Linked DNA regions of Homo sapiens: all the other regions are linked to region 3. Evidence: chromatin loops called from intact Hi-C (ENCODE). Cell type or tissue: PC-3. All regions are shown on one strand. Region 1 has its middle 100 kb from the start of LINC00161. Region 2 has its middle 11 kb from the start of LINC00161. Region 3 has its middle 98 kb from the start of LINC00161.

The links. Hi-C counts contacts between places; a loop is a spot of excess contacts. Peaks named below come from ENCODE experiments on the same cell type or tissue, not always from the same donor. Only the 100,000 strongest peaks of a DNase experiment are listed, where the experiment ranks them.
Region 1: it touches region 3 in a loop (2.1-fold over the local background); 2 of 110 quality-filtered maps call a loop at or near these places.
Region 2: a loop joins it to region 3, with 5 times the contacts of the local background. A loop is called at or near these places in 3 of 110 quality-filtered maps.

The regions. Positions count from the first base shown.
Region 1 is chr21:28,435,277-28,437,776 of GRCh38, reverse strand. No RefSeq gene overlaps it. Among named protein-coding and RNA genes, the nearest start is that of LINC00161, 100 kb to the left of the region's middle. In PC-3, no CTCF peak of the experiment used is centred here; a DNase peak (open chromatin) is centred at 1,016; H3K27ac peaks cover 1,147 bases.
Region 2 is chr21:28,548,828-28,551,327 of GRCh38, reverse strand. No RefSeq gene overlaps it. Among named protein-coding and RNA genes, the nearest start is that of LINC00161, 11 kb to the right of the region's middle. In PC-3, no CTCF peak of the experiment used is centred here; a DNase peak (open chromatin) is centred at 1,067; H3K4me3 peaks cover 1,143 bases; H3K27ac peaks cover 2,172 bases.
Region 3 is chr21:28,636,004-28,638,503 of GRCh38, reverse strand. It overlaps a transcript of HEMK2 not described here. Among named protein-coding and RNA genes, the nearest start is that of LINC00161, 98 kb to the right of the region's middle. In PC-3, no CTCF peak of the experiment used is centred here; DNase peaks (open chromatin) are centred at 1,033 and 1,353; H3K4me3 peaks cover 1,130 bases; H3K27ac peaks cover 2,500 bases.

The sequences.
Region 1 (2,500 bases), 200 kb after region 3:
AATATAGATTAATAACTTGAAAACAGATTTGGAAAGTTTTGGAAAAGGGATTCATTTCTTTACTTATTATTTAAAGTTTACATTATCATAATGCTATTGTTTGAATGTGTCCCTCAAGGCTTACTTGTTGGAAACTTAATCCCCAGTTAACACTGTTGAGAGGTGGGACCTGAAAGAGGTGATTAGGTCATGAGAGCTAACCCTCATGAATGGATTAATGCCATTATTGGCTGGAGAAGGTCGCTTATCTGAAGAGTGAATTTTTGATAAAAGGATGCTTTCATCTCACTTTCTTCCCTTCCTCATCCAATGCTCTCTTACCCTCATGGCTTCTGCCATGGTATCTTGCAAGATGGCCTTTGCCAGATCTGGCCCCTTCAACCTAGGACTTCCTAGCCCCCAGAAATGTAAGAAATCTCTGTTTATAAATTACCAAGTCTGTGGTATTCTGTTACAGCAGCTGGACTAAGAAACAGGGCACTTAATAAAATTTATGATTTCTGCTTAGGCCATACGATTTTGAAATATGACTGCAACAATTAAATTAGACATTTAAAACATAAATGAAACAGAGATTCAAAGTACAATAGAAAGTCCTTGATTTTTTTTCTGCACACAATTTTGCTTTTATGATGTTATTCTGCTTTTCCAAAGAGCCTTCAGGGTATGAATTCACTAACTTAAATCCTCCTTAAGTCCTCCGCCATGTGGGCCCATCTGCCTTCTCAACTTGCTTCTTTATCACATGATCACATTTTGGAATAATCTCTCTCCTTCCTCTTTGATGGGATCTGAATTCTTTTAGAGGTACCTCCACTGGGGTTCTTGTGTCCATCAGACCCTCAAGTGTCCAGAAGCAGGGCCCAAAGCAGCCCCATGTTCCTGCTAACTTAAGACTTGAAAGTCCAGCCATCATGCACCTCCAAAAGGCAGCTGTTTAATGGAAAGGCTGTCTTTGCTCATTATCCTGAGCATGGCTGACTCATGGTGTTCCATGCTTTGTTCCCTGGCTTTTGTTCCTTGGCCTGTGACTCACCTCCTCCATGCTTTCTCCACCTTCAGCTTCATTTCTCCCAGCTGTGACCTGGGAGAAATGTGACCTGGGAGCTGAAACCTGTGTTCCTGGTTTCATCCCTGGTTTCCAAGTCAGGTTTTTTTTGTTTTTTTTTTTAAGACTTTTTCCATTTTCCTGCTTCTGACTTATTGCTGATACGTCTTTCATGCTTTGCCCTCTGTCCTTGGACATGACTCTGACTAACTGGAAATTGCTGATCAAAGGCTAGTGACCACCAAGTTGAGCCTCTGACTATTACAGCCCCTGTACCATGATGACCTCATTTGTGCTGCTACAGCAGTAACATTTTCCTTTTCTGGTTTACTACTGCATGTGTGCCTTGTTCTCATTACTTGCTATTTATCGAATTGTGCTTTTTATGGTGAACAGGCCCTCTATAATGCAAAAATAAATAAATAAATAAATAAGGTTTAAGGGATTTTGCCGAAAGAAAACTCAGATATTCACAAACATTGTTACTGACAGTGAATACTGGGCTGTTTCCAAATATTCTTGGGTCCTTTATTAAATTACATCACCAGTCATTCATAGTCTCTGGTGTAGGTGTTACTGGTCCCAAGTGGGCAGATTATAAGATATTAGAAGATAAGAGGTGAATATTTATCATAAGGGAGTAGGAATTGCTGGTATTGCAAAACGGTTATGTTGGCCAAGGTGTAGTAAAGGAGAATGATGACAAGAGATGGAGAAATGCAAATAAGAAAGGACATGTCTGTTCTTCCTCATGTATTTTTTTCTTTTTTCCTTTCAATACTACACAGTTTAGATGAGCAAAAGCAGGATAAAGACACTTAGGTGATAAATGAACAAGTAATACCTCCAGGAAACTTCCTTGTTTGCTTCATGTGCTGTGTATGTTATGAGATAATGGACAGGGAAAGGTAAGAAAGGGTATTTATTAATAAGTTAATTTACATTAAATCAATCCAAGGAAATAATGAGCACATCTGTGTTTCTCCACTATAAATAGTGGAGATAGATCTACGTAGGGAAGGAGAGCAGAAAGCTAAATGGTGAAGACTAAAGCTGTGATTGCTCTAAGCTCTGTCTTCACTGATCCTTTCTCTTGATGTCCTCCTCCTGACCCTCGGGTGGGAAAGAACCTGTGGCCTGCAAAGATACATCCCAAACTATGTTCTTTTGCAAAAATATACAAAGCTTCTGAGCAGAGAAAAGTCTTGGAAGCTTTTGTAATTGCTGATCTCTGAAAGTCTAAGGCAATAAAAACAGAGCAGGATCTCTAGTTCACAAAGGGTAAGAGGCAGGCATAGTTTATATGCCAGACTGTGGTGGTAACAAACTAAAGCAAAAACGTATATAATCCTTCTTATAGAAGTGATTTATGCAAGAACAGACAGATCATGCAATTATACTTAGTCCATTTTATCCCTGAAATCATTGTTCAATCTTTCTATTTTCTGCCAC
Region 2 (2,500 bases), 87 kb after region 3:
AACTGCCCCTATGATCCAATCACTTCCCACCAGTTCCCTTCCTTGGCATAGGATTACAATTTGAGATGAGATTTTGGGGGGACAGAGAACAAAACCATATTACTGTGTATGAGCCAGAAATTCAGCCTTCATCAAACACTGAATCTGCTGGCAACAGAAGGCTTTATGTTTCATAGCCTCCAGAACTTTGAGAAATAAATTTATGTTGTTTATAAGCCACTTAGTTTATGGTACTTTGTTATAGCAGCCCAAATGGCCTAAGACATTAATGGACCATGATAGGCACTCACCTAAGGGCTTTTACCTCTACCCTAAAGGAATATGCCTGTCGAGGAGAATGAATGTGTATAAATAACAACATTTGGTCCACAAAAATCAAATTTTTCTATTTTGGAGATTTGTTTGTTATGGTAGAATAATCTTGTAATAAATATAAGTAATTTGAGAAGGCTGCCTTTGATCAGTTTTCTGTTTATTACAAGGAAATCAGTAGAGTAAATGCAAAAATCAGTAGCTTACTGTAGATCTTAGACACCTACTATTTTGGTAAAAGTAAATAAATGTTACTATTAGGATAGCTTCTGTTTCTTTTTGATTATTTCAACTGCTCAGGAAGTTGTAAGTTCTTGTGTAACCCTTTGACTGCCACAGTTCCTCCCCTTCAGTGCCTGCAGTAAGAAGCATCCATCCTGAACTTTTTGACTTTTTCTTTGTCTGCTTCCTATTTTTAATAAAATGTATTTACTTGGTTTCCTATTTATATGCATTCCTGTCAAATGACAGAAGGCAATCATATAAACAAAGCTGCTTTATTTATAGCTAGAAAAATCTTAACATAGGCTCTTTATGTACCTAAATGTTAGAAAAGAAAATAATGAAAATATCATAAACCCTAGGAGGTAGCTAATTCTGTCAATATATAAGTCCATGTATAAATAGTGCATAATGTGCAAACTAGGCTTTTAAAATTAGAATTAGTCTAATGATGGTTTAACTTCCTCATCTGTGAAATTGGCATAATGATAATATCTCTCCTGTAAGTTTGCCATAGCAATAAAATGAGATGACACATAAAAAGCTTTTCTGGTGTTGTGCCATAGTAAATACTGAGTAAACATTAGTTGTATTATAATTATTTCTAGACATTTAGCAGTTTAAGAATATGTAGATTGAAATAAAGGGATCGGAGTGTAAACCTTTTTTGAGATTAAAACATAAGGAGAAAAAACACATTCCTAAAAGTAAACTTTTACAGTAGTCGTAGTTTTTTCATCCTTTGTAGTTAGTACTACCCCTTTGGGCAGTATATAATGTGTTGTATTACATGTTTCAAGAGTACCTTATAGCGTCCATTGGTGGTATTTCATTAGCAAAGGTATAGTTTTACAAAAAGAAACTAACTTGAGAGAACATGAGAGGCAAGGTCATAAAGAAGAGCAGGGTCCCCCATAAATCAATTAAGGGTGATAGCTGGGCAAACGGGAACCAGAGGAGAGAGAGAGTGATGGTCTCTGCAGTGCAGGCTAACACACTTCCAAGAACTGAGTAATCCACATTTCAACATTCTCAGATAGTACATACTAATTTTTGTAAATGTCATCTTGATGAATGCCTTTGTTACAAAACAGAAATCCCTAGACTATCATGATGAAGGTACGAAACACAAGAAATTGATAAAGTCCAAATCCACATGGGGTAGATAGACATGTAATCATACTAAGACCATACAATATGACTAAGATGCTTTGACAGCTTGGAGAAAGATACCAAATTTTGCTTGGGGGCTTTGGCAAGGACTGCATGGAGGAGGTGACACTGCATCGGACTGTGAAGCCTAAGTAGAAGTCACGGAGTAGTAAATTGGGGGCTCTGGGAAGATTAATCTTTACTAAACTTGTCCTACATGTTGTCTTGTGATATTGTGGTCAGTGTTTCATGAATATTGCCTTACTTGAACCCTATGATCACCATATGGCTGGATATCTTATCCCCATTTTACAGGTTTTGAAATTAATGGTCGTAAATAACAAAGGCTCAAGTTTACACAGTTTGATAGAGGCAGATGTGACCTCTGAATCCATGGTTGCATGACTCCATGTTTCCTCTACTTCAAAGCACTGCTCTGGGAACATTCTATGAAAGAGCCTAGAGTAGCAAAGTTATATCATTTTGGAAAAAATGGCAAACTGAAGAATGAGTAAGTAGGTCAGTGTCACTAAAGCACATAGTTTTGGGAAAGAAAGAAGGTGCTGCAAAGAAATGTAATTGAAGAATTTTCTCATATTCCATTCTCTGTAAGTCCTGTTCTTTAATTTCAATATTTATATTCACTCACACCTACTCACTTACACAACCGAGGCCTTCTCTTTTCATACCCACCATCCACACATCATATCATCAAACTACAATCCCGTGTTTCTAGGCTTATTCTCTTTTTTCTCTTTTATTCTTAGTATCATCTTTGTCTTTATGAAAGAATTATTCTAGCCATAGAGGTTTT
Region 3 (2,500 bases):
AGAATGCTTTCCACCACATGCTATAAGTAAGACCCTGAAGATCAGGATCTTGCTGGCCTCTCCAGGCTTAGCTCTTATTAATCTGTACCTCATGGTTTTCTCTCTGGCAATGTGGAAACACTTAATTTGCCTGTGCACCGTGCTCCTCCTTCCAGTTCCTTTGCTCTTCCTATACCTCCTTTCACATAGTGACCCTCTACATAACCTTCAAATTGCAGACCAGATCCCACCTCCTCCAGAAAGCCTGATGGGTTAGATGCCTTTGCTTATGCTTTTCTAATACTCCATTCATATTCCTACCCCTACACTTAAGGACTTTCTTTTAAAATATTTATGTTAATACCCTCTAAGTAGATTGTGAGCTTCTTGAGGGCAAGATTTGTATCTTGTTTTCGTTGTGTTCCCTCTGCTTAGCAGGGTGAATGACTATTGAATAAATGCATACCCCAAGTTTCAGGAATGTAAAACTAAAATGTGGAAGAAAATGGTACCCATAATTTGTGGCTACTTTGTACCTTCTAAAGATCAAATAACCACCCATGATTTTCATCTATTTATTTTCATGTCTATAAATTCTATTTTTCTCCTTTACAACAAGTTGCTTTCTGATTGAGATATACTTTATGGATTCAAATCAAATTAGAAGCAAGAACACAGAGAATTTTTTTTCTCACTCACAGCAGTTGTAAACTATCATGCTTATATTAAAATTCTTCAAAATGTAAAACTTAAAACTGGTCTCACTTTTTCATAATTCTGAACTCAGAATAAATGAATTCAGCTAGCTTGGCTTCCTAGAGAAATTCTACAATTAATTTCAGAGTAAACTCCTACCCCCGCATAGAAACCCACCTAGCAAGAAGGCTGCTCAAGTCTCAACATTTATGAGCCATGAATGCAAGTGTTGACTGAAAGTTTTTTGCTAACCCCAGGTGGAGAAGTGAGGCATTTGTGTGGCATGAGAGGTCTACGCCAGTCATGCCTCTGGTAATGCGATTCTCAGCTCTGTTGAGAGCAACACATGGGGATTCTTCCATTTTTTTTTTTTTTAATTTCTGTTACATGCAGAGGCAAGTGCCCACTGTTATATCAATGAAAAAATTGTGTATCCAAGTGATCTTTTAATCCCTTTGATTCATTGTGTCTCAAAAATCACACAAATGATAACCTATGAACACATCAATAGGAATGAAGGTTGGAAAGAAAAGAATCCAATGAAAACAAGAAAAATTAACATATCTCAGAATCACCACCCTAATATCATACAATGATGAATAAGATAAGTACATAACACACATACCCTTTCTGCCCACAAAATTGTGGCAAGGCTGAGTCAGTCTATGTACAGAAAAAGATATGAATATTTTGCTTGGAAATCCAGTCTGAAAACAAAGAGAGGAAATGACTTAGCAGAAGATTTGCACATGAACTACCCAGTCGACTCTGAGCACAGCAAATCAAACTGAACTACCTGAATGTGCCACTTGCTTTTAGACATTATCGGATAATCATTATGTCATACTTTTAAAGCTTGTTTAAGATTTCAGGTTTGTCTGTGAGGCTTCTGTCACGTGGCTTCTAAGCAAAAATGATCCCAGTTGTGATTTTGGAAATGCAGTTTTGAAAATTCTGATCACAAGCAATGCTGTATGAGGGACTCGGGTAAAAGTGATGGAGTCGTACTCTCTGCCCTGATTACAAATGAGACAGCACTTGTTTGGATCGAGCATCACAGCACAGATAATTACATAAAATGGGAATGGGAAGCAAGATGCATGTACTGTCATTCTAAGGAGATTATTTTCTTCATTGCAATATTGATTTAACTCCGGACAAAAAAGTACTCCTTTTCGTGAGTTTTGTTTGCCTGAGTCTCTCTGAACTTGGGCAGGTTTCACTTGGCAAATTACAGTGGTGCAGTGGGAGGCAGAGGTTGGACATGAGGGAATGGAAATTTGCAATTAGACAGGCATGCTTAGGGTAGTTAATTTTATGAAATGGAGGCAAAAGTAAAAGCATAATTTGGTGGATCAACGGAAAGCCAAGTTTGATGGTTTTACGTTAAAAAGTGATAAGATGTCTGTTTTTGTCCATCAAGGCTCCATTTTCAGCTCAGACAACAATAAAGCAGTTGCTAGCTCTACAAAAGAGGGCAAAATAGAACCCGTGTCCTAACTGGAGAACATGGGGTGGCCATGTGCGGAAAGCTGCATGTAACCTGTGGCTAGAGAATAGTGTCTGGCATCAAGCAAGTACAACAAGTAGGCAAAAGGGATAAAAAGTTACAGGATGAACCATTATTAGTGGGGTATTTTGAAGGCAAAATTTCCTTGTACTGAAGATACTCAATGTACCAAAAAAGGCAACTTATTTTTAAAGAAGATAGTAATAAAGGTCCCGAATGAAGGAACTACAACCACTGTAGGCAAGTGTGGAACAAGCACAGTGTGGATAAGGGTCTCTACTAGTTTCTTCAGTGGAACTGGCCCTTTAATAAAGC